Regions from separate parts of the Homo sapiens genome. Here region 2 is linked to region 1. Evidence: read pairs that join two places in POLR2A ChIA-PET (ENCODE). Cell type or tissue: B cell. All regions are shown on one strand. Each heading gives the region's core, and the rest is flanking DNA. Links, peaks and the distances in the headings are about the cores only.

The links. Peaks named below come from ENCODE experiments on the same cell type or tissue, not always from the same donor. Only the 100,000 strongest peaks of a DNase experiment are listed, where the experiment ranks them.
Region 2: POLR2A ChIA-PET joins it to region 1 with 6 read pairs; 2 of 35 experiments call an interaction of 5 or more read pairs at or near these places.

The regions. Positions count from the first base shown.
Region 1 is chr2:60,706,171-60,709,087 of GRCh38, forward strand. No RefSeq gene overlaps it. Among named protein-coding and RNA genes, the nearest start is that of PAPOLG, 49 kb to the right of the region's middle. In B cell, for the core only: CTCF peaks have their summits at 1,687 (motif pointing right) and 1,889; a DNase peak (open chromatin) is centred at 1,711.
Region 2 is chr2:60,904,884-60,907,800 of GRCh38, forward strand. All of the region lies in intron 4 of REL (REL proto-oncogene, NF-kB subunit), which reads left to right. Among named protein-coding and RNA genes, the nearest start is that of REL, 25 kb to the left of the region's middle. In B cell, for the core only: no CTCF peak of the experiment used is centred there; a DNase peak (open chromatin) is centred at 1,775.

The DNA.
Region 1 (2,917 bases), core at 278-2,777:
ATGGGCCCACTGGCTGTATGCGTGCCATCCACCAACCTTGAAGTCATGCTGAATGTTTTTCTTTTATAAACTTAATAGTGTTGGCTTTGTCTAGCATTCGTCATCCTCATTTTTCACAGTGCTTCTAAATTAAGAAATATTTAGATCAAAAGAAGCTGACTAATCTACATTGAGCTTTAAATTTTTAACTCATTTCTGAAATTCCCTGACAAAGTAAAACAATGTTAAGTTTTTCACATTGCAGAAAAACTCTCATACTTTGGGGCTTGGCTAATTCTAGTAAGTCTCTTTTTGGATGAAGTAGTTCAAGCACAGAAGCTGTCTTCATGAAAAGAGAAAACTCTCTCCAGTTCCTCCTTAGAAAGAGGTCAGTGCCTTGATGATGTTCTCTTCTAGAGAATAATGTACTATGTTTTCCAACAAAGAACCTGCTGTTTCCAATTCAATATTACCTGTCTAAATTCACTACCCAATGCTGGTAGAGAAAGAATGTTTAGTACAAAAGAAATCTATGGTCTTAGAAACCAACAGATAAAATCAGTTAATATGAAATCAAATTCAAGTTTTTAAAAAATATTTATTCCATTTAGAAGCAAAGTATGGGTACAGATAATTTCAATAAAATTAATTTTTAAATAAATACAGGCTGGGCGCGGTGGCTCATGCCTGTAATCCCACCACTTCGGCAAGCCAAGGCAGGCGGATCATTTGAGGCCAGGAGTTCAAGACCAGCCACTGCCAACATGGCGAAACCCCATCACTACTAAAAATACAAAAATAAGCTGGGTGTGGTGGTGTGCACCAGTAGTCCCAGCTACTCGGGAGACTGAGGCAGGAGAATCAATCACTTGAGCCTGGGAGGCAGAGGTTGCAGTGAGCAGAGATAGTGCCACTGCACGCCAACCTGAGCGACAGAGCGAGACTCCATCTCAAATAAATAAATAAATAAATAAATAAATAAATAAACACAATCTGTTAAGATGGGATGAAAGTTATCAAAACTGAATTTCCCATGGCTTTTGAGGTTTCCCATGGTCTTCAAGAACTGGTATGATCTGGCCCTTGGGGTGTCCTCCAGCCACAACCCAGGCCTTATGCCATTTGCTAATTTCGTTTTCCAGGTATGTCAGCCTTCCATCAGCTCCTAGATGAGCTGTTCCTACCACAGGTCCTTTGTATCTATTGTTTTGCCTGCCTGGGATATTCTTCTGCCTCTTCTCATTTAAATGTCACCTCTTTAAAGAAACCTTCCCTGAGTGCCCTATGCAAGTAGGTCAGCCTCCTTAGTCCTTGTCACCACACTCTGCCTATTTCCTGCCATAACATTAATCAGAGTCTTACTTTCTTATTGACCGGTTATTGATCATCTGTTCCCCATACAAGAATGTAAACACCATGAAGACAGGAATCTGATTTGTTTTGCTCTCCTAGACTTTATGTGCCTGGTGCAGAAGTCTACCAGCCAGCGATGTCTTCCTGATACAGCTGCCTCTGATTTAGAAAAAATCATTAATGTGATTCAAACAGTAAAAGCCAAGACACCTCGATGGATTTCATGCAGAATTATCCACATAACAGAATTTAGGATATTCCCTAAAAGCCACAAACCCTAGCTAGTCTTGAGGTTTGAAATTTTGAGTTCAGTTCTGAAATGTTTGTATTATGGTTAATTCTGCACAATGGCCACTAGAGGGGGTCATAGCCAAATACTATACTCTGAAATTTCAGATTTTTCAGAGTTAGAATTTTTTGAAGTTCTGCAGCCCAACCCTACTTTCAGCTTCCCTGACAGATGTCCATCCCACTTCTTTAAAAACAAACAATATATGATGAAGTCACTACCTCGTGGGACAGACTATTCTTCAGCAGGGCAGCACGTTACTTAGAAAGTGCTCTTTCTCCTTGACCTATCTGTAACTGCCCCTCCTTGCCTAAAACCATTAAGAGACCCAACACTAGGCCAGGAGCGGTGGCTCATGCCTGTAGTCCGAGCGCTTTGGGAGGCCGAAATGGGCGGATCACTCGAGGCCAGGAGTTGGAGCCCAGCCTGGCCAACATGGTGAAACCCTGTCTCTACTGAAACTACAAAAAAATTAACCAGGCGTGTTGGCCAGAGCCTGTGGCCACAGCTACTTGGGAGGCTGAGGCACAAGAATCGCTTCAGCCTGGGAGATGGAGATTACAGTGAGCCGAGATCTTGTCACTGCACTCCAGCCTGTGGGACAGAGGGAGACTGTCTCAAAAATAAAAATAAGTCAACACTTAGAAGCAGATCTTAAGATGAGGGGGGAAAGCCAGGCACGGTGGCTCACACCTGTAATCCCAACACTTTGGAAGACTGAGGCAGGCAGATCACTTGAGGCCGGGAGTTCGAGACCAGCTTGGCCAACGTGGCGAAAGCCCGTCTATACTAAAAATAGACAAATTACCCAGGTGCCTGTAATCCCAGCTACACAGGAGGCTGAGGCAGGAAAATCGCTTGAACCTGGGAGGCGGTGGTTGTAGTGAGCCGAGATTATACCACTGCACTCCAGCCTGGGGGATAGAATGAGACTTCATAGCAAAAAAAAAAAAAGAAAAAAAAAAGAAAAAAAAGAAAATAAGAGAAAAAAGAAAAGAAACCAATGCTACTTTGGGTTCTAAGCTGAGCCATGCTGTCTAGAATATCATTTAGAGTCTTGGCCAGTCTATGCCAGCATGCTTCCCACCCTTCCCATCCTCAGCCACTGCTCCAGATGGAAGGTCCCTGTGTTTTCTCTCCATTGACCCACTGGCCCACTGCTCGCACAGTAAACCTACCTCCAACATTGTCAGCACCCCTCCCATAGGAAACTGCTTAGTTTCTTGCCATGACTGAAAGCTGGCTGTCCTGAAGAAGGTCTGGCTCCCCTGCCTTTGTCTCCAGGAAAGGTGGCAG
Region 2 (2,917 bases), core at 240-2,739, 200 kb after region 1:
CGTCTCTAAGTAAAGAAAAGGAAAGTAATTTGTTCAAGGTTATATAGCTGATGAGTGGTAGAGCTAGGATTTGAACATAGGGAGCCCCTGACTCTAAGGTCATGGTTTTAACAACTCTACCATGCCGCCTGGATGAATATTGATTTGGGGAAGGAACAATCCTGCCAGTTAATCCTTCCCACTATTTATGTTTCCTGTTGTTGTTTACTTGTTTTTTCTTTGTTTGTTTGTGATGGAGTCTCCCTCTGTCGCCCAGGCTGGAGTGCAGTGGCACGATCTCGGCTCACTGCAAGCTCCGCCTCCCGGGTTCACACCATTCTCCTGCCTCAGCCTCCCGAGTAGCTGGGACTATAGGCACCCGCCACCGCACCCGGCTAATTTTTTGTATTTTTAGTAGAGATGGGGTTTCATCGTGTTAGCCAGGATGGTCTCAATCTCCTGACCTTGTGATCCGCCCGCCTCAGCCTCCCAAAGTGCTGGGATTACAGGCATGAGCCACCACACCCAGCCTGTTTGCAAATTCATTCCTTCCCGAGCCTTTCAGCAGTGGTTCTCAATTTGAATGTGCATAGGAATATCTTAGTACTGTTAAAAATGTAGATTTCAGGCCACACTTCCACTAATTTGATAGGGCTGGTATGGGTCCTGGGAATCTACATTTTAAAAAATATTTTTAAAATAATAACTTATCCGAGTCACATGGCACCAAAGTGTGTTAGCAGCCAAAAGTATCTGTTCGGGTCTGCAGCAGCCCCAATTCTTGCCTCCTCAGGAGACAGAAGGAGAGACCGAGACAAGTTTTAGAGCAGGAGTGAAAGTTTATTAAAAAGCCTTAGAGCAGGAAGGAAAGGAAGAAAAATACACTTGGAAGAGGGCCAAGCAGGTGACTTGAAAGACAGGTGTGCTGGGAATCTGCATTTTAACAAACATCTAGATCAGTATTTCTTAACTCTTTCACCATGACCCACAGTAAGAAATAGATTTTGTTTTTGAGTTCAATATATATACATACACCACACCCTTAGGACAGCGATACCCTATGTATTAGTCCGTTTTCACTCTGCTGATAAAGACACACCTGAGACTGTGAAGAAAAAGAAGTTTAATTGGACTTACAGTTCCACATGGCTGGGGAGGCCTCAGAATCATGGCGGAGGTGAAAGGCACTTCTTAGATGGTGGCAGCAAGAGAAAATGAGGAAAATGCAAAAGCGGAAATCCCTGATAAAACCATCATATCTTGTGAGACTTATTCACTACCACGAGAGCAGTATGGGGGAAACCACCCCCATGATTCAAATTATCTCCCACTGGGTCCCTCCCACAACACATGAGAATTATGGGAGTACAATTCAAGATGAGATTTGGGTGGAGACACAGAGCCAAACCATATCGCCCCACTACATGCAGTGTACTCAATTCTATTCTGTACCTTTCCTTTCCCTTCTTTTTCTTTCTCTCTTGCATTGTTAGTGCTTACCCAGCCCACTAAATTAATTTTACAATCAGTGGTTCCCAAGCTACAATTTGAAAATCTCTATCTGAGATGATTCTGATGCAAGTGATCCACAGAGTATACTCTGAGAAACTTTGATCTGATCTACATGCTGAGTTCAGCTTCTCAAATATGGCCTTTAAAGCCCTTCATAATCTGGAAGCCTTCCTTTCCATTCTAGCTTTCATTCTGTACCTCAGCTTCCTACCCCTCCTTCCTCTACCACTGAGTGCACACATGCACTTACTTGTTTTTGCCGTTCTGAACTATCTGCACTGTTAGAAGAGCCATGTTCTTTCTTACCTCTGTGCTTTTATACATGCAGTTCCTTTGCATGAAATACCCTGATCTGCCTGGTGAATTTTTCTTACTCACCCTCCAAGTTTAAGGATCACATCGTCTTTAAAGCCTTCCCTGACCTTCTCTCTGTTTTCCCAAAGTACCTGTGTGTGTGTGTATATATATATGTGTGTGTATGTATGTGTGTGTGTGTGCGTGTGTGTATGTGTGTGTGTGTATATATATATATATATATATTTTTTTTTTTTTTTTCTTTTCCGAGACAGAGTTTCGCTCTTGTTGCCCAGGCTGGAGTGCAATGGTGCAATCTTGGCTTACCGCAACCTCCACCTCCCAGGTTCAAGCAATTCTCCTGCCTCAGCCTTCTGAGTAGCTGGGACTACAGGCACGCGCCACCATGCCCAGCTAATTTTTTTTGTATTTTTAGTAGAGATGGGGTTTCACCATGGCCAGGCTGGTCTTGAACTCCTGACCTCAGGTGATCCGCCCACCTTGGCCTCCCAGAGTACTGGGATTACAGGCGTGAGCCACCGCACCCAGCCAGTACCTGTACATATTTCTAATATGGTTTGCTATAACTTTGATTACATGTTTTTCCTACACTAAATCATGAAATTCTGGAGGATGAGGACTGTCTTCCTTGTATCTCTGGCACATGAAAGAAGCTTAATTAAAATGTGTTAAAAGGGCCAGGCACGGTGGCTCATGCCTGTAATCCCAGCCCTTGGGGAGGCCAAGATGGGTGGATCACTTGAGTCTAGTTCGAGACCAGCCTGGGCAATGTGGTGAAACCCCATCTCTACAAAAAATTGGCTGGGCATGGGTGCGTGCTGCAAGTCCCAGCCTGCTCCAGAGGCTGAGGTAGGAGGATCACTTGAGCCTATCAGGCTGGGTTGCAGTGAGCCCAGATTGTGCCACTGCACTTCAGCCTGGGTGACAGTGAGACCCCGTATCAAAAAAACAAACAAACTAAAACGGTTGAAAGAATAAATGGACGAACATGTCATATTTGTACTTTTCTTTTTTTTTTTTTTACGGAGTCTCGCTCTGTTGCCCAGGCTGGAGTGCAGTGGTGTGATCTCGGCTCACTGCAAGCTCTGTCTCCCAGGTTCACACCATTCTC